Linked DNA regions of Homo sapiens: region 2 is linked to region 1. The links are chromatin loops, found by intact Hi-C in ENCODE. Cell type or tissue: Calu3. All regions are shown on one strand. Links, peaks and the distances in the headings refer to the core of each region. The heading gives the core; the rest is flanking DNA. Region 1 has its middle 73 kb from the start of LINC02712. Region 2 has its middle 16 kb from the start of KIRREL3-AS3.

Evidence for each region. Peaks named below come from ENCODE experiments on the same cell type or tissue, not always from the same donor. Only the 100,000 strongest peaks of a DNase experiment are listed, where the experiment ranks them.
Region 2: a loop joins it to region 1, with 7 times the contacts of the local background. A loop is called at or near these places in 12 of 110 quality-filtered maps.

Annotation. Positions count from the first base shown.
Region 1 is chr11:127,338,544-127,350,430 of GRCh38, reverse strand. No RefSeq gene overlaps it. Among named protein-coding and RNA genes, the nearest start is that of LINC02712, 73 kb to the right of the region's middle. RefSeq lists an enhancer at 9,956-10,125. In Calu3, for the core only: no CTCF peak of the experiment used is centred there; a DNase peak (open chromatin) is centred at 4,400.
Region 2 is chr11:127,013,229-127,025,115 of GRCh38, reverse strand. No RefSeq gene overlaps it. Among named protein-coding and RNA genes, the nearest start is that of KIRREL3-AS3, 16 kb to the right of the region's middle. In Calu3, for the core only: a CTCF peak has its summit at 7,476 (motif pointing left); a DNase peak (open chromatin) is centred at 7,375.

The sequences.
Region 1 (11,887 bases), core at 1,201-9,200:
TTTTGTGATGCTAGAACTTCCCAGCTACAGAAGACAATATGTTTTCCCCACTTCCCACTCTCTTCCCTTGCTTCTCCCATCCCCTTGTCTTTAGGAGCTTTGGGAGCTTACTTTGAGAATGAACAGGCATCTTCTTTCTGAGTCTCATGACCTGTACAGGCCACCAGCTTTATGTGTATAAAGCAGAGTACAAGCCTGGCTTATTGCAAGCTTGGCTTATGCATGCTGAACTGCAATCAGTCATCCCAAAGCCATCACTTTCGAATGACTTATTGCAGTTCAGTGTGCATCTATGTGACCAGGGACTTGACCTCAGTGGAGACACAAAACAGGGTCAACATCTTGCATTTACTTTTTCACCTTTGCTCTAATACCAGCTATCTGGCTATCCACTGGGGACTACAATTTAATTCTAGCACTAACCACCTGTAGTTAATGCAGACTCCACAGGCTAAAGAGCACAATTCTCAATAAGACTATCACCAATTCAGATGCCAGCCATATTTTTGAGATCGCCAGCATTTCTGAACTATTGGTTACAAATTCCAGGGTTTCCAAGATCCTTTCAGGTTTGATAATTTGCTAGAATAACTCATAAAACTTACAAAAGTGCTGGACTTATTATTACGTTTTTATTATTATAAAAGATGCAAATCAGGAACAACTTAATAAATAGATATATAGGGTGAAGTCTGGGAGGGTCTCAAATGCAGAGCTCTGAACCTTCTTGTGAAATCAGGGTCTGCCACCCTCTTGTCACATCAACATATTCACACCACCAGGAAGCTCCACTTGAGCTTCAGTGTCCAGAGTTTTTATTGGGTTTTATTACATAGGAATGACTGCTTAAGCCACTGGACATGTAATTGAACTTTAAGTCCAGTCACTCCCCTCTCCCTGGAGATTGGGCCGACTCAAAGGCCAACCTTCTAATCACACGGTTGTCCTTTCTGTTGACCAGCCCGCTTCCTGAAGCTATCATTGGGCCCGCTATGAATCACCTCATTATCCTACACTCTGGTGTGATCCGAGATGTTCATAAAAAACAAAGACATGTTTAACACTTAGGAAATCCCAAAGATTTTAAAAACTCCATGCCAAGAACCCAAGACAAAGACAACACAAGTTCTTTATGATACAACAATGTTAACAATCTCACTCTTTCAATATTGCTTTTCCACTTCTTCTTTGGCCTTCTTTCTTTAGTTTCCTCTTATTTCTTCCTTTTCTTCCAATTTTAACTGATTTTCTGACTTCATCCTGTTACCCACATTTTGAACTGAAAATGGTGCTCACCCTTTGTTTCATGAAGGAGAAACCTGTTAAGAAGACACACACATTCATCAGCAGTTACACAAAATACCAACAATGAAGGTCATTCGTATAGTAGGTTATGTAAGTGAATCCCCCACTAACTTAAAGCAGGAGCAATGAACAATAAAACATGTGAATGGTACACGTGATACAAGAGAAAAAAAATACTACATATTAAAATTGTTCTTTATGGTTGAAAATAATGTTTCTTAAATTTTAGGGCACAGGGAGATAGATCACCTGAAGACAAAATTCAGAGTCTTGTTCAGCAGCTCAGATGTGGGGCCCAAGAGCCTGCACAGGGCCTACATGGTGTGTGGAGTCCAGTGCAAAGTGAATATTCAGGGACCCTTGTTCAAAAATTAAGAATTTCAAGATGGCAAAAACAACATATTAAACCAATCCCAGAGCCCTTCTGAGCATAAGGCCCTATGTAACTGCACGAGTCACATGTTGATAATTCCTGGAAGTGCATTTTCAGCAAGCACCCAAATGAAGTTGATGCTACCGATCCATAGATTCTAATTTGAGTTACAAGGGTCTAAAAATGTTCTAAATTGCTCCCCCCACACACATTTTGGATTTATACTTTTTGTTCGCTGACTTTTGATTTTCTTTAAAATAAGCTATTTACTTAGGAGATTAGCCAAGAAATTTGGATGCTAGAACTATCTCAGAGACCAATATTTGTTTTTGATTTTGTTGTGGGATATTCAGTAAAATTTGTTTAATTAATAAATAATATGGTATATGAATATATGACTTTGTTTTTAATTCTCTCCTTTCTTCACTCTTCCTTCCCATTACTTCCTTTCTATCCCAAATTCTGTACTAACAATCATCTCCATGAAATTAACATTCTTCTCCTACCTTCAGTTCTACTTACATTCAATTTTTCAAGAACATTCATGCTACTGTCAGACATTTTTGCCTATACACTTATAGTGACTGGGATTCTTCAGCAGGTCCATTCTGGTGCCAGAAATACATCAGTAATATGTCTTATTTCTGTAAAGCAGAGGGTTTCACTGTTATGTATCTTTAATATTTTCAACCATTTTGTTGTGGAAATAGCCCTAAAATATATCATACATATTCATTGCCTTTCAAGCAGAGGACGAAGAGCATAATCTAGATTCTGGGGTGCAGTTAATGTTTTATGCGATGCTATAATACCCTACGATACTTGGAAGTATTGTGATTGATGAGGCTACTAACTCCTATACAAAATGTCCCAGGCCACTGGAACGCTGACTTCTTGATTTTATTTTTGTGTGTTTAAAAAAATTTCCCCAAATTGTTACCTGTAATGCCCTAGTGTTGTAAGCTTGTTTGCCTAAACCAGAATTTCACTGCCAAACTTTGTATCTCTAATGTGGTTTTGGCCAAACTTATTGAGATAATTCTATGAAAATTAAGTCATTTATGTATATTGACAATGGGTTTAAGAAATTCACCTATGAATGAAGAACTAAAATGTAAGTTTTGGTAAATGGGATCTGTGACATAATTTTGGATTGTCAGGAAACCTTAATTTTTCTTTTACTTCTGTATTCTTGATACAACTATTATCAGTGATCCAGATAATTGTAGACTTTTCATGAATTTGACTATAATAAAGTTGGAACTTGGGTTCCAACTGATCATTAAGTCTCTATGTATGTTTTTGAGTGAACTAGTATGTAATTTCCAAGTTCTTAAGATTTTGGATGGCAGGGGGTAGGGGGAGGATATGAAATAGCTTTAGTCTCTGTCCTTAAATGTTTCTAAGTTCATGTGTAATAATAAATCACTTTGATACTCAAATGTCCAGAGATTGGTCATACAGCATATAGATAATTTGGTACCATTTCATCTTCACTGTATCTTTTCTGTTGCCCAATAACCAGTCTCTTTTCATTGCTTAGAGTGAAGAGGCTGCTGTATTAACACTAATTTCTGAGCTTCTAGCTGGCTTTTATGACAACTCTCAAATAGGTTGAACTTGGTTGACAACTGCGGGACAAATGATGAAGGGGAGAAAGCTAGGCAGCAATGCTGATGCTTTTGCTACCACGTCTTCAGATCTTGCAGTGAATGCTCTAATTGACAAGATTCTGAGGGGTGGGGACACAACCTGGAGGCATAGTTAAAAATCTTGAAGAACAGTCACTCCTGAAAGGCAGAGGTGCCTCTTTTTTTTCTTATTTATGCAGGAATTTAAGTTTAGTAAAGAGAATATATAACACACATACATACACCCCACCCACACATGTATACATACATACAAAAATATACACACATCACATTAAGGAGAAATTGGAAAAAAATGAAAAAGGAATTCCTAAGGTGAGTAACTTGGGGAGAAAGATGAGATGCCCACAGGAGTAAAATAAAAACACAGCAGATTCCTGTTTCTTACAAACGTATGTTCCCATCAGGATTACTGAAGCAGCTAGTGTTCATTTTGGCATTTTCAACTAGAATACTCAAAATTTCAGGGAACAGTAAAACTCTCCAGATTTGTTTAGAAGGAAAAATCATTACACATGAAACAACAAAGCACTTTTAGGGGCTAAGTCTGGAGAAGGGGCTAAGGCATGGTACTGAGCAGGGGGAAGTTTGGTGTGGAAGTCATTTTCTCTACCAATGACTCCAAAACCCAGAAATGTCAATGCAAAAAGATCTCCCAGTTCAAACATGTTGTCTATTGTCTGTGTAAAGACTAAAAACTCCTGAAATTACCCAAGAAGACAAGGAAACTTCATACAACTACGTTCACATCAGATGCATCCCAGTAGCACCATTTTCTCTCTATAATTCTTAGAGTTTCTTATCAGAAACCCTTGCTGCTTTCCAAATCCCTCTGTTTTCTTTCTTCTTGACCTCGGACGCCTCTGGGCATGTGCCCCCAGGAAGAGAAAAATGGCTTGAGCAGAGGCATAAAATGATGCACAAATCTGCCATAAGTTCATCCTAAGTCAACTGAAAGCAGCAGAAGAAATGGCTTGCAAAACAACAACAACAGCAGCAACAAAAAACTAAAAACCAGCAAGATTTTGGTTTTTTCGTCCATGTAGCTTTGGAGCCACCAGATGGCGGTGTTGCAGACCAGCTCTTAGAGCCTCTGGGTGCAGTGGAAATGAGAGAATAGGAAGAATTATTAATATTAAAGCGATGCCTGAAATGTGCTGGTGTTTGCGTCGCTACCAAAACGCCGAATGCATTGCGACTAAGGACAGCAACTTAAAGGCGGGGATGACTTTTCTTCCACAGTTTATTCTGAAACAGCAGGAAGCTACCAGGCAGTTTCATGGGATTAGATTGATTTAACCTCATCAGCCAGATCACTGTGAAAGGAAAGATGTTCCCAGAGACCCAAGTTTACATGATGACTCCAGAGCAAGAGACGAAACCCGATGAAACCAGTAAAAGCCGTCAGAACAAGCTCTCCAGGGCTCCCATCACCACTTTCCTCCATTTCTTTCTTTCCATTGACTGGGTCCCCAAGCCACCTCTCGCTGCAGCCCGTCACCGACGCTGGCAACACACGCACACACTCACATTTTAAAAAGCAAATGTCACAGAATTTCCAACAACCACACTTGCCAGCCAAAGAAAGCGTTCATTGATTTCCTGTTTTGTGAATTGATACAGATAATTTCTGTGGCTTAAGGGGTTCATTAACTCACTCATTTGAAATAATCTGAACATAAGCCGAGTTAAAGTTTTCTCTTGTCCTGTGTCCAGACTCATTTAACTCAATTTTTGAGAGCACAGTGCTAAGGAAACCAAAGCTCAGTGTTCAATATCCACTTGGTTTTACTCTGTTCCACTGATATGCCTCATACTCACAACCCTGGCTATCTATCTAGGACTAAGGTCAGAAAAGGAACTTAAGGGTCAGAAATGAAAAACAGAGTATGGATGGAGAAATACAAATATACTCTAACTACTGGAGAAAAATGGTCCCAAATCAATCTTAGGTTTTGGTTTGAGGTAAAATGGGTAAGCACAATTCACATTGTCTCTCCTGTTGAATGTAGCTGTAAAACCTGTGCAGAAAGGATGGAGCATCTCTTTGAGGACTCTAGTGGTAAAAAATAGCTGGAGGGTTGGAAAAGAAGATACAAATTTAAAGTACCAAGAAACTGGCAGACAATTTCACATTTTTCCTCCTTTCTCTCTCAGTGTAGACACACAGTAGCATAAAACCAGGAGGTGGTCATTAACCTTGGACAGATAACACTTTAGGAGACGCCTGGAAAAAAATAAAACTATCCCTACTCACAGACGACGTAATTCTGTATGTAGAAAAGTCCCAAGAAAACGACAAAGGAGCTCTTGGGATGAATAAATGAGTTTCACAAAGTCAACATACAAAACCAAATTATATTTCTATATAATGGCAATGAAATTTCAGAACTCAAAAAGAAAAGTCTTCAATAGCTTTAAAAGAACACAAAATACTTAGTTATAAAAGTAACATAACTTACACTGTATTTCCAGGTTGAACATTATAAAATTCTGATAAAAGAAATAAAAGAACGTACTAAATGGAGAGACATACAGTGCTCATGGATTAGAAGACTTAATAAGATAAAGAGGTTAACTCTCAAATTAACAGGTAACACAATTTCAACAGTAAAAAGCAAACAACCCAATTTTAAAATAGGCAAAAAACAAACATGAAAAAAAAAAAAACAACCTTGAACAGACCCTTTACTTAAAAGAGGACATGTATGGTTAAAACATAAATGAAGAGGCCAGGCACAGTGGCTCACACCTGTAACCCCAGCACTCTGGGCGGCCGAGGCAGGCGGATCACGAGGTCAGGAGTTCGAGACCAGCCTGACCAACATGGTGAAACCCCCGTCTCTACTAAAAAAAAAAATACAAAAATTAGCTGGGCATGGTGGTGTGTGCCTGTAATCCCAGCTACTGGGGAGGCTGAGGCAGGAGAATCACTTGAACCTGGGAGACAGAGGTTGCAGTGAGCCGAGATCGCGCTATTGCACTACCACCTGGGCAAAAGAGTGAGATTCTTTCTCAAAAATAAATAAATAAATAAATGAAGAAACACAGGAAAAGATTATCAATATCACTAGCCATTAGGAAAATGCAAATTAAAACCATGTGAGACACCTCTCTAGGCCTTTTAGAATGGCTAAAATAAAACATCCTGATAACGTTAGGTGCTAGTGAGGACACAGAGCATATGTAGCTAGTGAGAACACATATAGCTTGTCAGGCTTTATAAAGCTAAACAAATATTTACCATATGACCCAGAAATTCTATTCCTGGGTATTTTGTCTTAGAGATATAATAACTTGTATTCATACAAAAACCAGTACATCGAATGTTCATAGCAGCTCTAGTCATAGTTGCCAAATCTGGAAGCAATTCAAGTGTCTTTTAATGAGTGAATAGATAAGCAAACGGTGACACATCCATACAATGAGATACCATTCAGCAATGGAAAGAAACAAACCATTGACACATGCAACTTTGATGAATCTCACAGGCATTATATGACCTGAAAGGAGCTAGTCTCAAAAGTTTATACAGGGCATAATTCCATGTATATGATAGTCTCAGGAAGACAAACCTGTAGAGATATAGGATATATCAGTGTTTGCCAAGAATTAGGGGTATGGGGAGGCTACAGAGTAATAGCACAAGGGAGTGTTTTGGCGGAGATGTAACTGTTATGCATTCTGTGGTTATATCAATCTATAAATATGGTAACATTCATAGATTCGATTTGATTGCATGCTAATTTAAAAATTAAAAAATTTAAATACAATTCCTGCTGACAAGAGATCAAATGACATCAACTTGATGTGTCTGAAGGGAAGCACATTTTATTCTGTGGGGGAAAAGTTCAAAGAAAATGAATTGTGCACACTCTTGTGGGACAGACACCTTACATTATCTCATGGAATTATTGTAAGTCTCCTGTTGGTTGGGTTTTATTATTCTCAGGTTAAAGATGAGAAATGGGCATTTAGAACAGCTAAGTAAAATGCTCAAGATGAAAGAGCTAATGAATGGAGGAATAAAAATTTGAAAAGTCATTTGTCTGCTTTCAAAGACTACATGCCCACCTGCTATGCCGCAGCTTCCCAAACACTCAAAGGAGGTATGTTAACACTACTTAAGAAAATTAACTTTCTGATCACTTTTAAAACTGTATTTAAGACATAAAACACATGCATTTATTAAACCATCCCCAGCATGATTTCTACTTGGAGATAGCTCTCTTTTTTTTTTTTTGTTTTTCCCAGAAGGAGTCTTACCCTGTCTCCCAGGCTGGAGTGCAATGGTGCAGTCTCAGCTCACTGCAACCTCTGCCTCCTGGTTCAAGTGATTCTCCTGCCTCAGGCTCCCGAGTAGCTGGGACTACAGGCACGTGCCACCACGCCCAGCTAATTTTTTGTATTTTTAGTAGAAACGGGGTTTCACCATGTTAGCCAGGATGAGAGATAGCTCTTATTAGGAATCAATTAGTTCTTCTGTATAGTTTCAGAGAGTTCTTCCCAAAATCCTAGAATTCAGATCTCTAATTCTAATTTACTCCACCTTTGCTTATTACACATGGATAAGGCTTTTACTTTATGACATACCTTTCAGAGATGAAAGGATCCATTTCAGAGGTTGTTCTTCCTCAAAGCAGAAGTCTTACTCGGGCCCTAATTAAACATGGCACTGCTATTTAAACCTTGTGATTTAAGAACAAGATGTAACAGTGGTTCAGCACTTTGAAGTAAAACACTGCTCCATGTGCAGTTAGTAGAGTGGTGGTGATCTGTGTTTGTGTGTGGAACCCATGACACAGCTCAGTTAGGACTGTCCTAGTTCTCTCCTTCACAGGGAAGGATTACCAAATAGCAAATTCCTACTATTGCCTTGTCACCCATCATGTATGCCCCTTTCCCCCCAAAAAAGAACTGACCCCAAAGTAAGTAATTTTAACATCTTCTACAATGGACATGCTCATTTCTGCCACTCATTACATGCACCAGGCCCTGGGTGTGGCATCCCATGCCCAGAAATGAAAGCATCTTAAGAGAGAAGGCATCCAGCTTCTTGCAAATAAATCCCATAGATGCCATTACAGTTGTCAAAGGCTGAGCCAAGTTCTATCTCACCTGCCAGCTGGAAAGAGTATTGACAAGTGCTGAGCATCTTGGTGCTGTTCTGACGTAGGAATCTAGGTGAGGGGATTTGGTAAAACATGCAAATTGTTTCTGACTATAATCCAAGTAGTTAAAAGTACCAAGGTTGCAATTGGTGATTAACTTCCAAGTATAACTAAGTGTATACATAATTTCCTTTTCTTTACAGCTTTTCTTGTATTTAAATATGTGTGAACAAAGGAGACTCTACCACAGGTGACTTGTGTGAACCCCAGATGTTGATCTTAGGCTAAGCAGTTCATTCTCTGCCCTTCCCAGGGAGACACAAGGAAGGGATGAGAAGAGATCTTTGCATAACGTATCTGTTTCTTCTGTACCTGAGCTGGCACGAGGGCTTGCAACTCTTGCCTGAACTATGTTAATAGTATTATAAGCTGGTTCTTCCTAACTCCAACTTTTCTCACAACCAAAATGCCAGAGATATATGTCTAAAACTCAAATACATTTTTTATGTGACTGTACTACTTAAAATTTGGCAATGGATTAGATAGAGGCCAGACTATTTAGTAGGACATTCAGGTCTATTCAAAATCAAACCTCCACGTACCTTTCCAGTACCATCCTCTGCTATTCTCCTCTGTATACCTCATGATTTAACAAAGCTATTTGTTAAATTCTCTGGACACACTTCCATTGTGTCCCATCTTTGCTTACGTTAGTCCTTCTACTAACAAGGACGCTTCTTCATTCTGCCAGCTGGTGAAACGCTACTTGATCGGCAAGGCTTAACTCAAATATTACTACCTCGAAGGAGACTTTCCTACCACCTACCCCTTGAAAAACTCAGTAACACAGATATGTAATGTATTATCACAACCTGCAGCTATTATAGGTGCTCACTTAGTTTTATTCTTCATCAGACGTTCTCTTATTCTCTCATGGTGTTTGTTCATATTCACCCATAGCTCTCATCTCATGGCACTTCTACAGAAGTGTCTGCTCCTCTTGCTACAATAAGATCTTTCTGAGGGCAGAAGCCAAGCATTATACATTTTTGTGTGAGCCTAGTTTCCGTTTATTGTGGAGCCTAGCATATGGTAAGTGCTCAATAAATATTGAAGGTAGAAAAAGAAGGATAGGGTAGAAGGATGGGGGGAAAAATGAGAAGACAGATTGCTGGCCAGGAGTGAGTTGTTTTCCATTTATCCAGAGTGACTGTACCTGCAATTAGCAGAAGACTAGAGGTTCTACCCAAAAGCACAAAAGACGTTGGTGGTGTCTCTAAATGACTCCTCATCTTTTTACTTTATCAGTGCCATGGAAGCAGGTAAAAATAATCCTCATGGTAATGAGCTGCTCTGAGTCACTGGCAGATCACCTCCTAGCCTCTGGCAGGAAACTAAGTGAAAATAAACCCAGGTCCCACCATAGCCACTTCCTTCCATCATTTCCTGGTCTGGTCTTGAAGCTACTTGGGTGGATAAGAGGACAAGATACCTTGCCTGAAAAGCTTTCACCATTTTCTCTTGCTTTTACCATGCACATAACACTAATAACTGTCAGTACTAACAATACTAATATTATTATAGTATCCATTGTGCACCCAGTACATACACAGACACTGTGCTAGTTGTTTTTGCAATAATATTAGAAATCACAGAAACTCAGACACAGTATCTGTTTATGCGAATGGGGGGCCAGTTGCTTTTTTACTAGTGATCACATATACACAATTAACACTGAATTTAAGGTTCAAGAGGGGCAGTGTCATATGGGGAAGAGCAGTATGGCCAGAGAAAGAAGAAGAGTAGGCTCTGTTTTGTGATTGTTTTAATGAGAGCTAATAATGCCCCAGATCAGGCCCACAGTTTCCTAATCTATATAATAAGGGGTTTCATCTAGAGCAATGCCTCTCAAACTTTAATGCACTTATGAGTCATTTGAGGATCTTATTAAAAAGGCAGGGTCAGATTCGGAATGTCTGGGGTGGGGATTCTACATTCCTAGCGAGCTCCGCTGTTACAGCAATGTTGCTGCTCCTCCAATTACATTTTTAGTGTCAAGCATCTAGAAAAATCCATAAGGTAACATTTAGCTCTAAAATTCTATACTAAAGAAGAGACTGGAGGCCATTTGAAGGTCTCTGGACTATAGTTTTATAGTTTCTCCCCGCAGCAAGAGTTAGAAACGTGTCTCTCCTTTAAGATCCCATGAGTCAACGGGTAGACATTGGAGAGATCCATCCCCATCCAACCATCAAGAAAAGCCATTGAAAACTATAAATGCAAATGTGATAGAAATTGCACCTATTCCATGATTTCTAATGACACATTCCCTGCAATGAAAATTTGCAACCCATTTCAAAAGTCTTACTTAATTCTAAAATCCTCCTTTTCCTCCCTGCCTCCCACCCACACTGCCACACAACCCAATTTCTTTGAAACATCCCTGTGAGGCAAACCTGAGCTCAGAGCAAGAGTGAGAGTGGGGACTGTCAAGATGTGAATAGCTCAGACTCTTTTTTTCCCCCTCAATTATTGGCCTGTTTTAACACTTTAGAGACTACAGCTCATTAAGACAGAAAGAAGAAATCCTGAGCTCTACGCCTCTTCCAATTCCCAAAGCAGTGGCTTTCTGAAAAGCTAAGATTCCAGTTGCATGATAATACCTTTACAAGGAGGTAGGCACCTGAGTGAAAAAATAAAAACAACAACAACAAAACTGGATTAAAGGATATTCCTGAATCCTAAAACTAGTCATGCTAAATTATTAAACATCTTCAGAATTAATTAGAAACCAGTTAATCTCTAATCTAGGAAAATAATATAGCATATCTTGCTTTAATATGTTTGAGATTTGACTGACATTTCATTTGTTCAGGAGGATTTTTTTTGCTCTTTCCTGTCAAGAGACGTTGGCAAAGCTGCGTATAATCAACTTTTTCATTCCATCTGGCAAGGACTATTAGATGTTAAGACAGGAGATGTACAGCGCCTCTGTCATGGACTTGGATATACAGTGTAAGGATATACAGCAGTAACAGGAAGTTTTAATGAGACACCTCAGCCTCCAAATGTGACCTGTTTGAATAGTATTCAAACTATGCCTAACTTCTCCAGTGCTCTCTCCTGGCATTTGCAAAGCAAAGGAATTAAGCAACCGCAAATTGTCTTCCTGAGTCTGCAAATGTCATTCCCAGGTGTGGTGCCTCCATTTTCCTGTCTGGAAAATGGTGATGGAAATGACCTACCTTATTTAATCAGTGTTTATAATACTTGATTAGCCCCTGAGGCCAAAGCAACTAGCTTTAGCTAAGAATGGAAAGTCCTCTGCATGGAGCTTTTACCTTCCCTACTTCTGGGACAGAGAGATTCAGCTGCTCCAATGCAGCTGACAATAGCAAAGTGACTTTCACTCCCATCCAGCCTGGGTGGATAGAAAATACGGAGCTAGG
Region 2 (11,887 bases), core at 2,529-10,528, 330 kb after region 1:
CTGCAACTATCAGGCCTTTGTCAAGATCCACCTGGGTTTTGATTTGCTACCCCTCTTACACACACACACACACACACACACACACACACACACACACCCCGCCTTCTGAGACAATCTCCAAATTGTACCTCTCTTTTGAGACCCAGCTCAAGTTCAACCCTTTTAGTCTAACTAAAACCAGAGTTACCACTGGAGTAAATAGACATCTGTCCTTTCATATCCAAAGTTTATTTGCCCCTGGTCCTGAATTATCGAGCTCCAGGTACCTGATATGAACTTGACACTGTGGACAAATAGGGCAAAAGAAAAACAGTGACACCCCCATGCTATGAATAGCAAGCAAGTCCCTTTATCTCCAAATTAAGAGGATTTCAAAGTAATGCAAGTGGATGCAGTTCAAGGCATTGCTTTTCAAGTTTTTAATGTGCACAGGGTCTCTTTCAGCTTCTAATTCTTTGTGCTTACTAGACACTCAGTAACTGTAATAACACAGGTTGATTGCCAGATGTATCAGTATTTCACAGAACAAAGAGCCGGATATGAGTCCTGCCCAGAGAAATCATGGCTTAATGGAACATTTGGTTGAGCAGGACACTTTTGGCTCACTGATCTTTTTTCAGTTGGTAAACTCATTCCTTGAAGTGTTGTCCACAGAGAGCAGGAAAAGAAATATAGATGGTAAAATAAGTGGTCTCTTCTGTCCTTTTTGTATAATACAATTGCCACAGAAAATATCATAAAATTAGGAAGAAACTTGGATATCATCTAGTCCTCTGCCTTCATTTCAGGAATGAGAAAACTAAAGCTCTGACAGGTAAGTGATCCACACGGTCACATTCATGAGTCACAGATTCAGAATCAGAACCCAGGACTTTGAGTCCCAGTGTGGCTTTTAAATCCTGACTACACCTAGTAGAGTTATTAGCTTTGTAAACGCAGACAAGTTACTTACTCATTCTGAGTCAGTTTTCTTAGTTCTGCAATGAAGGTAATATTAATGATTACACACATTTTAAAGAATTGTCATAAGAATCCAGTAAAGCCAAATGAAACAAGTAGTGAGCAAGCATCAGCACATAACAGGTGCTCAATAGATGTTCATTTATTTCCTCAATGGTTAAGTCAGCTGATGTCCAAGAAGAATCTAGAAAACACATGTTTTAGGAAGGTGATGTAAACGTTGAACATATCACACAAAGTTTCTGCAAGTCTAGGAGAACCTTGAATTCGGAGGGGAAAAGGGAGGCAGCAGGGAAAGGGAAGGTGTTGAATGGTGAAGGTGTCTCAATAGCTTGCTTTTAAAAGGAAGAGGTGCATGTCAGCTGGGTGACTCATGAAACACTAATTATATTTTTTATTTTTGTTATCCCTGCAAAACAAACAAACCACTTTTAGCAAAGCTAAGCTTTATGTAGACCCAAGAAAAAAATTGCCTAAGTCTCACATTAATTGCTTTTAAGAAATAGTTTTAAGTTTTTGATTTCTTAAGCTGTTATGTGAGTGTTAGAGCCAAGTCATAAGGCAGGTGGTGACTTCTAATCTAGGGTGAAGACAGGCAGAGCCAAGGGAAGTTGTTCCTGACTCTTCCCCACTATTGTAAGTTAGGGTCTCAGGCCCCATACAGCATCTGTGTTTAGCACAGTGTGGGCATGGTGCCTGCTCCTGGCTAGGCTGCCACACTCCAATCTACGTTTGACTTACTGGGGCCCCTTCAGAAGGCATTTTCTCTGAGTGCCTCTTTTGGCCCTCTGGAGAATATGAATACCTGCCCTTGTTTGCTCTGGAGAATATAAATACCTGGACAGGGGCTGTGAGTGCTGACAGCGAATGGTCAGGAGAATACTGATCTTCCAAAATATTTTGAGATTTTAAATTATAAAAAATGTATATATACATGAAAGTATAGAGAATAATTTAGCATATACCCACATGACACTCAGATTTAACACGTTAATTCTTTGTTCCCATTTGCTTTAGAAAAAAGTCTGAAGTAAAAAGTCAGATAAGAACTTCCCTTTTATCATTTCTTTTTCTCCCTCGTCAAAGGTAATCATTACCTTGAAGGTGGATTTTCTTTATATCCATGTTTATATTTTTACTACTTAGGTATTTACAAACAATATATAATATCAATTGGTTCCTAAATAATTTTTAAGAACACATAACTGTTTTGTAACTTGCCCTTTTCACTCAACACGTTTTTGAGATGTATCTATATTGATGGAGTTAAGTCCGTTAACTTTAAATTCTAGAGAATGTTTCTTTATATGAATGGACTATACTTCACCCATTACCTTATTGACAGACATTTAGCTTGCTTCCAATTTTTTTGTGATTACTAAGAAGACTGCAATGAATATCTTTGATCATATCTGTTTGTGTACACAAACAGATTTTTCTCTAGAATATACATCTAGAAGTCAACTCCTGGAATGTAGGGTGTACCCATCTACAGCTTTACTAGATATGGACAAACTATTCTCCAAACAGGCTGAATTAATTTATGACACTTCCTCCTCAATGCTTGATATTACAAGATTTTAAATTTTTTTCCTAATTAGATAATTGTAAAAATGACCCCTCTTTCTTTTTGACTAAGAAGTTTGCACATTTAAAAACAATTATTAGCATTTGAACTTCCTCATCTGTAGATTTCTTGTTCATGTTTTTTGTCAATTACACACTTGCATTTAAATATGCATTTGTACACAAATAATTTTGATATTCTGGAAAAGACCCCTTATTAACTGTGTGATATTGATTTCCATGTTCCTGAACTTTTGATTATTCTATTGAGCGGATTCAAATGTGTGAGCAGCCATGGATTCACTCTCATGTTCAGCATTGCCCAGGTACAGTCTGTATCGGGCAACCACGGGAGATCTGTAAAACAATTTTGCAGAGTGGTTACAGCACAGGAGTAGGGCTCAGAAGCCCCGATTTCCAATCTCAGTTTGATCACTGATTATCAGAGAGCTCTTAGGAGGCTTTTTCCTCATCTGTAAAATCACAACATTAATACCAGCCTCAAGAGGTTTTGTGAGAAGTAAATCAGAGATATAAAATCACCTTGCAAAGTGCTATACAAATGCCAGCCATTATGAGTAGCAGCAACCCAAATGCAAGTTCATCGTATTAGTCTGCTCAGACTGCCATGACAAAATGCCACAAACTGGGTGACTTAAGCAACAGAAATGTATTTTCTCACAGTTCTGGAAGCTAGAAGTCCACTATCAGATGCCACCGTGGGGGGTTCTAGCGAGGGCTCTCTTCCTGCTTGCAGATGGTCCTCCGCCTTCTCACTGTGTGCTCACGTGACCTCCTCCTTAGTGCAAGCCGAGAGAGGGACAGCTCTGGTGTCTTCCTCTTCTAAGAGCACCAGTCCTATTGGGTCAAGGTTACACCATTATGATGTCGTGTAACTTTTATGACCTTCTCATTGGCCCTTTCTCCAAATCCAGCCACACTGGGGGTTAGGGCTTTAACATAGGACTGTTTAGGGAGACACAGTTCAGTTTTCATAGCAGTCATGGTAGATGGTTGCCTGTTCATTTGTTTCCAAATAGACTTAAGTTTCTTAATCTTAAATTCCTTCATTGGGGCTTGGAGACCTAGATACAAACACCATTAATTTTGTGAAGAAGTTATCTCTGGCTTACTCCCTTCAAAGGCATTATTATTATGAAACCAAGGGTTGACCATTTCTCCAACTGTCGTCCCGAAGGAACAAACCCTGATTTTCAGCCATTACCCTAGACAGTGCCAGCTTAAACCTGATTATGTAAAGAGACACATCAGCACTGTCTTGTAGCACTTTCTGTGCTGATATACACGGCCTATAAAATGGTTTATGAAATCTGCACTGTCTAATACAGTTGCCATTAGCTACATTCAGCTATTAAGCACTTGACACTTGACCACTGTGACTGAGGAATTGTATTTTTTATTTTATTTAATTTCAATTAATTTCAACTTAAATAGCCACATGTGGGTAGTAACTACAGCATCAGGCGGTGCAGGTCTAGATCATTTGTACTCCCCAGTCATGAAGTGACTCCTTCAGCCACTGATTTCTCCCTTTCATTGTGTGGTCTTAGATCCCAGAGTCTGTGCAAGGTGGTGGCTGGTGTCTTCCTATTTTCTAACAGGGACATGTGAGGACAAAAAAGAAAAAGAATGGAAGTTCGGAGCTGACATCGGTATTGTGAATCAGTGGATGGGTGTGAATGGACTGAGAATTAGGAAGTCAGAGAATGGCATTAAGGAGTGACATAAAGTAAGGAAGGAGAAAATTCTGTGGAGATCGTCTGCGTAGAAAGTGCAGCACTAGGGTATGCTCCAAAGGTCAAGCATTTGGAAAACATCAAGTTTTTACCTTTTCCATTTTTCTTTTACTTTCAGGAAATCTGTGAACTAATCCTTAATGATAGAGGGTTTCCAGATTCATGATGAAGAGGCCCCCGTGCAACCACTCTAAACTAAAACTCAGCATGCCTGAAATGAGAAGAGAAAAAAAGCAGTCATTTGTTACTTCAAAACGTTTCAGCTTTTAAAATGATTTTCCCTGGGTCCCAAATAGGAACAGTTCATAGAGGGGGATCACGAAGCCTGGACAATCCAATCACAGTCAGCCAGGGACACCTGCCATCCCAGGCTTCCATTCTGCCCCCAGATTCCATTAGGAACATGCCAAGGAAGGTTCACAAATGCAAATTCCCAGAGCATCTGAAACCAAGACCAATCTGTTCAAATGAGCAAGGTCCCCTAGGCTCGCTGATGAGAGAAAACAATATCAAAGCCATTTATGGAAGCCATGATTCTGAATTGTTGGTCAAACCAAAAGACAGGATGGCCCAAATATGCTCTGGAAAAGCAGGTTGTAAAGCACCAGCTTTTTGATCAGGTGAATCTCTTTTTTCCCCACGTGGAAGAATATTTAGTGGTATGGGTAAATATTCATGATAGAAAGCAAACTAATTTTTCTTTGACCTCAGCCATGTTGAAAATTTTGCATAGGAAAATATTAGGATACATCAATACTGCAGGTAGTTATCTTATTTTCAGTTATTTTCTTAGAGAATTTTTTGGATTTTAAACTTTTCTAAAGTGTACATTTACTTATATGACAATAAATATACATACAAGCATAAGATGACTATATTCTCTTTATATTTTTTGGAAAGTTCATTTTCCATTGAGACTTTGTCTTTTCTTTCTCATGATACTTCTATAAAAATTCCAGTTTCTTTAGAACCAATCAAAATATGCAGAATAATTGGACTCTTCTTTTTTTAAATTTTTATTTGTTTTTTTAATTGACAAAAATTGTATCTAAGGTGTAAAACAGGATGTTTTGAAATATGTTTCCATTGTGGAATGACTGAATTAAGCTAATTAACATATGCATTACTTATCTCACATATTATCATTTTTGTGGTGAGAACGCTTAACATCAATTCTCTTGGCAATTTTTAAGTATACAATGCAACGTTATTAACTATAGTCACAAGGTGTTCAGAATCTTGAGAGCTACTTCTCCAAATGCTCAGCCTACATTTTCACCCCCGTCTCCTCTCTCTGGCTCATGCCTGCCACTCACACACTGGCAAATTGTGTTTACTGTATTTGTGATTGAGCAAATGCCTTTGTGTGTCTGACAACATAGGCATTCAAATTATGAAAACTGTTTATTGTGCTCAGATCAATAGGCCAAACCCACATTTACCTTTTAGCTCAGAAAAAGCTTTCCATGTTCCCCATTAATGGCCTTTTAACATCTGTGCCAATAACCATCAAGCCAGGACTAAATGTCTCAGAGCTTGAGCAGGAAGGTGGGACGGGGGCCACAGGACCAGGTACACCTTCGTCTAACTCGTTAGAGTTTTAAAGATTCAGAAGTCCCAGAGGAAATCTCCCCTTCCAAAATATCCACTCCTCAATGCAGCCACTCGTCCACTCCCTCCTTCCTGCTGAAAACACTGCTGGGGGCCGCCCGTGCCCTTGTCTTGTGTCTGGCACATCACCAAGCCTTTCCAAGGCAGTGCCAGGATCCAGATTACCACCGTGACACAATCTGGGCCCACATCATAGAGGAACAAAGGCTGTAGGGATCCAGGTGACTTTTCCAAAGTCTTGTTCTAACCCTATTACTCACTCAGCGGGCCCAATTGCCATTGTTATTTCTTACCACTCATCCTGGCTTCTGGTCTGAGAAGAACAAGAACAAGCAAAGTTTGCAGAGTGATTTACAATTAACCATGCACTTTCTCAAGAATTCACTCTAGTGGCCACTCCCTACTCCATTACCCTGGGCCCTGGACAAACCACTCCCTCTCCCAGCCACTGTTTTTCATCCATTTTGTGGGGATCATAATAGTCAGAGACCCCATATGGGTATTGGAATATTTGGAAGAGATAACATATTGTGTCCTTAAAAGGGCCACTGTGGCCAGGTGCTGTGGCTCACACCTGTAATCCTAGCACTTGGGGAGGCCAAGGTGGGTGGATCACTTGAGGTTAGGAGTTCAAGACCAGCCTGGCCAACATAGTGAAACCGTGTCTCTACTAAAAATACAAAAATTAGCCAGGTGTGGTGGTGGGTGCCTATAATCCCAGCTACTTGGGAGGCTTAGGCAGGAGAATGCAGTCTGAGTGACAGAGCGAGACTCCGTCTCACAAAAAAAGAAAAAGAAAAAAAAAACCACTGCAGGCATGAGCGTGTGCTGAATTTAATTCCCCATCTTTATTAAAATTTACAGCAAGGAGTGAGGTAGAACTGTTTTCTCACCACCCCATCTCTCACCTCATCTCAATAACAACAAATCATAATAGACTTAACACTATCCATGGTGGCATTGGGGCATGTCTTGCGCTTATAGATTTGAAAAGAAAAGAAAGAAGGGAAAGTCTCAGTTGGACTATAAAACAGTGGGGCGGAGAAGAGCTCAGGGCTGTGTCATGTCTCAGTTCGGCCCAGCCTGGGCACCTTCCACATTTCTCTCTTCCCTCATTCCCTGACTAAATTGCTTTAGGAACTCACCTGCCCCTCTGAAAGTCCAGCCTGGTAGGGTCCAATGCCCCTTGCATGATCCACAATGACTCCTTAGTGTTTCCCTAAAATCCCAGGTGTCCTGTCGTAGCCACAAATTTGCAGACCCACGCATACCTCCAGGTGTTGCCATCTCCTTCTTGCAGGTGTCATCTCAATACGCAAAGACAGCTGCGGAAGACAGGAGGGACTAGGCTCTACTTTCAAAAATGCATGTCACAGTGGAGGTAAGCAGCTAAAGTATTTTTTTCTTTGAAAGATACAGCACTTGTCCCTCCCCACCTCCTATCTTCACACGCTTTGGGGTGACTGACCGATGACTCACTTGTTCATTCTTCCTGGCGATTCCTAAGACTGTGCAGGGCCTATCAGTAAAAATGTTGGAAATCTTGCAGTGCTGAGCAGGACTACGTCCACCTACTGGTGAGAAACAGGAAGAGACCCTCGCAGGAGCCCAGCGAGGGAAGGCTCAGGCCATGCAAGAAACTGTCAAGAAAACCGGGACATGGATCATCAGAATAAAAGAAAACCAGACAAAGAAAGTTATTCTGAAAGGAAAGACAGTGTGTTTGGGGGTAGAATTTGCTTCGAGTTATCATTGCACATGGAAGATTTAAAGGAATTTCTTTCCCAAAAGGCCTGAATTTGAAACATCAGATTCAAATGTATAAAAAACAAGGAAGGTGGAAAAACCCAGTACCACAAAATTGTGGATTTTAGCAAAAAACTGATCGTATTGTCTGCTTAGATTTTTAAAAATTGGACAAACATTGAATGCATCTTTGTTCTTCTGAAAAAGTCTGGCCACCAGGGATAATTTTCAAGCCCGTCTAAAGGACCCGAGCTTCAGTCTCTTGTGTATACTTACCCCAGTTGTTACATACCTACAGCGTGTAGGCAAGGCCCCTTCCCAATCTCCATGCTGCAAGTAGGAGAGAGAGCTATTTTTCCCTATGCATATGTTGATATGCAGGAAGGAGGACAGCACTACTCAGTGCAAGCTGTCCTATTGAAGCCTCGTTTCCTGTCAATCTTCCTTTTTTTTTTCCATGAAGCTTTAATTTTTGGCCACAGCGCTTTCTTCATTTTAGTTTCCTGCAAACCTCAGGAAATAGACTGAAATTAATATCGTCAGATGCTTCCGAAAGTGCTGGCTTGGCGGCATTGCAGAACGCTTTCGGATGCCATTTTGGGATCAAAATATACCAGTTATGCACCATTGTTTGTAAGAGAGATCTGGGAAAGAATTGTGTCTGAGATTGGACCAAATTGAAATGTAGGTTAAAAAAAAAATAGGAATAGAGACCTGAAGTCTCATAATAGGCAAAGTTGGCAGGTAAGCAAACTGAAAGAGCAAGCTAAGAAGAAAACACCTTCAGGGGTCACAGTGGCCTCGCAACGCCTCATCAGTGTGGGAAACTGAGGCAGGGCACCTTTGCTCCTGTTTTCCATATAAACTCTGATGCTTTGAATAAGACATTCATGCCCTAGCACCTCCAGATCTGACTCCAGAGAGAAACATAACGTGTCAAGTGACATAAAAAGAGATAAAGATATTCTTTATTAGAGCATGCACTCTGGAACTATTAATGTGTTGGGGGACAGAGCTCCCAAATCCTAGGTTTTCTCATGTCTCACAGGCCTCAAGGAACACCCAGTCTGGGGTGAGGCTGGCTTAATTCCTAGTGCCAGCTCTGCCCCTGGCTCACCTTCACACTTTGAGCAGATCCCTGCTTCTTCAGATGGCAGTTTCTCCGTCAGGCTAATGGGGAGAGATGACACACACCTCCCTTCTTCACAGTGCAAGGGCATTGCAATGATAAACTTGCAACAATTATATAAACATGCTTGGAGTTCTTCAGGGGAGAAGTGTTAACATGAAGTTATTTTTATTGTCATTGGCTTCTATGTCTATGGCTTCCTAAGAGTGATAAATAAAGCCATGCACAATTTCTACATCTCCAAAAATCTATTCAATACCTTTGTAATATTGAAGAAGACCCAGTCATTTTATATTCTTTGTATTTTATTCACTTTTTGGGTCAGTCAGCCACAACTTCTCCACACAGCACAGCCCCCACCCAATCAATCTGGGAGACCCAGTGATTTCACAACCAACACCTTTGTCTGCATTTCTATGCCCCTGATTCGCGATCTTACCACCTTCTACCTATCCAAGCATAATAACTACATCACTGGCTTTCCTGCTCTGAGCTCTCATCTCTGCAGGCAGCCTCCACATTTCCACTTGCCATCTTCCTAATATGTTGCCCCAGTCAGGAAACCATGGAGCTGGATGATCCTTCAGAGAATTTCTAAGAAAATCCGTATTTTCTAATTGAGGATGCAATTCCCAGAGAAGCTAAGTGAATCACCTTGAGTTACCTGGCTATCCTGGGATAGAGCTGAGCTCAAAGCAGCCAGATCACCTAACACCAGGTCTTTACTTATTATGTCTAGGGATAGAGCTGGACTACAGGTTAAGGCCCCTGACCCCATGTCTGTGCTATTACTTCTTAGGCTTCAGTGGTTCCACATATCCTATACCATAAACTCAAGCACTCAAGCACTGAGCTAGTATATGCAGCTTCATATAGCAGAAATATGACCACAGAGGCTGGAAAAATCGGGCCTTATTTTTCTCACCTAAGAAGTCCAAAGGTAGGCCTTTTGGGATGGATACTGCTGTTATAGGAAGTCATCAGGAACCAGGTTCTTTCTCATTCCTTTCCTGCCCTCCCAATTGTGAACCTTTGCTTCAAGGTCACAGGATGTCTGTTCTGCCTCCAGGCCTTGGTTTTGCATTCTGGATAGGAAGATGGAAAGAGGAAAAAAGAACAAAAGCCATGGGCTATCTGAGTCCCTTTTTATCAGTCATACTACAGCTTTCCCAGAAACCTTACCTAGTAGATGCCTGCATACAGCTTGTAGGTAAGAACTGGGTCACATCATGCTCCTATACCTACCTGCAAGGGTAGCTGGGGAAGTTCAACATTTTAAATGAACATGAGGCCACTCTGAAAGAACATGGATGGTGTTCTGTTAGTAAGGATGAAGCTGGGAATGAATATTGAATGGGCAACCGCAATCTCAGTCCCAAATACCTTAGTGTTGATAGTCAGTATTTTATGGTCCAACCCCAGTAGACTTTTCCAGTCCATTTCTCACCCCCAGTCACTCAGTCTGTACCCCAGCCATTCCAGGGCCATCCACATCTCCCACACATGAGCTGTACCTCTTCATCTTTCTGTTTCTGCCCACCTCCTTGACCCCACTTCTTTAAGACCCAACTGAAATATCACTCTGCTTTCCTTAATATTCACCATAAAGAGTAACCTTCCACTTTTTTATTCTCCCATAATATACTGTATTTATCTGCATTACAACACTAATCACATCTCAGTTTAAATTATAATTTGCTTTGCATGTATCTGTCTCATTCAGCAGAATATAAGCTTCAGAAAAGCAAAGAGCATATCTTGTTTATATCCAGGACAAAGTCTAAAATTTTGTGTGTCCCATAGTAAATTTCCAAGTGTTTATAATTTAAATGATTTTTTTCACTTTGCTTGCATGGTGAATAATGAATCAAAACTCACAGCTCATAACATGGTGTGAATGAAAAGACAGACCTCCCATCTCCCTGGAATAGTCTATCAATGCCCTCCTAGAGGCAGGGGGATGAACCCCACGTGGGTTTCTCTCCCAGCCCATGGAGTCTATGATGGTGTCAACACCCAAAAGAGCAAGACTCTCCAGGTTCAGTGACTGGTACTTTACTCTCCACCCTTCAAGCCCTAAGGACATGAGGGTGACATGGACAACACTTTCTTTGCCCTTTTGATTTAATCCTGAGCCTAATGAAATTCTGCCAAGGTTTCCTTTCCTGAACTGTTTTCATCTGTAGTCTGAATCTCTATTAGGCTGAAATGATGGCTATTCTCTGTATCCACACCCACCATCACACCATCACTACCACCACTGAAATTCATTATCTGACCTTCTCCACTTTGCTCTGTGCCCTGAGGTGCTGATCCTGTGGAATTCGCTCAGCCATCAGTCACAAAGTGAGATGGGAATACAGGAGGAGGGGGAGGCAGGAGTATTTCTCCCGCTGCTCCCTTCCTGCTTCAGTGCAGAGTTATGCCATTGGCTGCATCCTGTCCCTCTAGGACTATAGCTCCTGACAGGTGGCCCTTCCCCAATGGCCACAGTCTCAACAGGCTCCAATAACACTCGTTCCTCCCTCACTACTCCAGGGCTTACTATTGTTCCTCGTCCCTGAGTGCCTCAACACCCACTCTAACCCCGCCCACACCTCTATAAAGAGTCACCTTATGAAATGTTATTCAGAATCTCATCTGAGCACACCTTATTTTATGCCAGGAATCAGACTGACATGGCCACCGAGGCTTTTGCTCCAGACTTGCGTTAAACCCTTCCACATGATGAGAATCATTCCAAATTTTTAAACTGGCTCCATAAGCACATACCCTATGCTGGTTTCCAGAGAAGCCCTGAGTAGTGATTTTCTTGTGTTCTCCCAGGACTGAGTGAATCATCACCAAAGACTTGATTGTTCCTACAACTGCATCAAAAAGTCTTGTACATTTAGGAATCTCCTTCTCCGATACAAAAATAACAGCTCTCCTGCATAATTTTATTGCTTATGTTTTGGAAGATGGGGAGGGGGATAGTAGATAAGGACCCAGTGGATGACAATGTATCTGATTCATTGGGTTTGAAACCAAATAAATTTAAGAATGCTTCCTCAAAGACCATCTCACTCCAGAGTAGAATAATTTGAGTATAGAAAGTTTACCTAGTAAACATCAGATG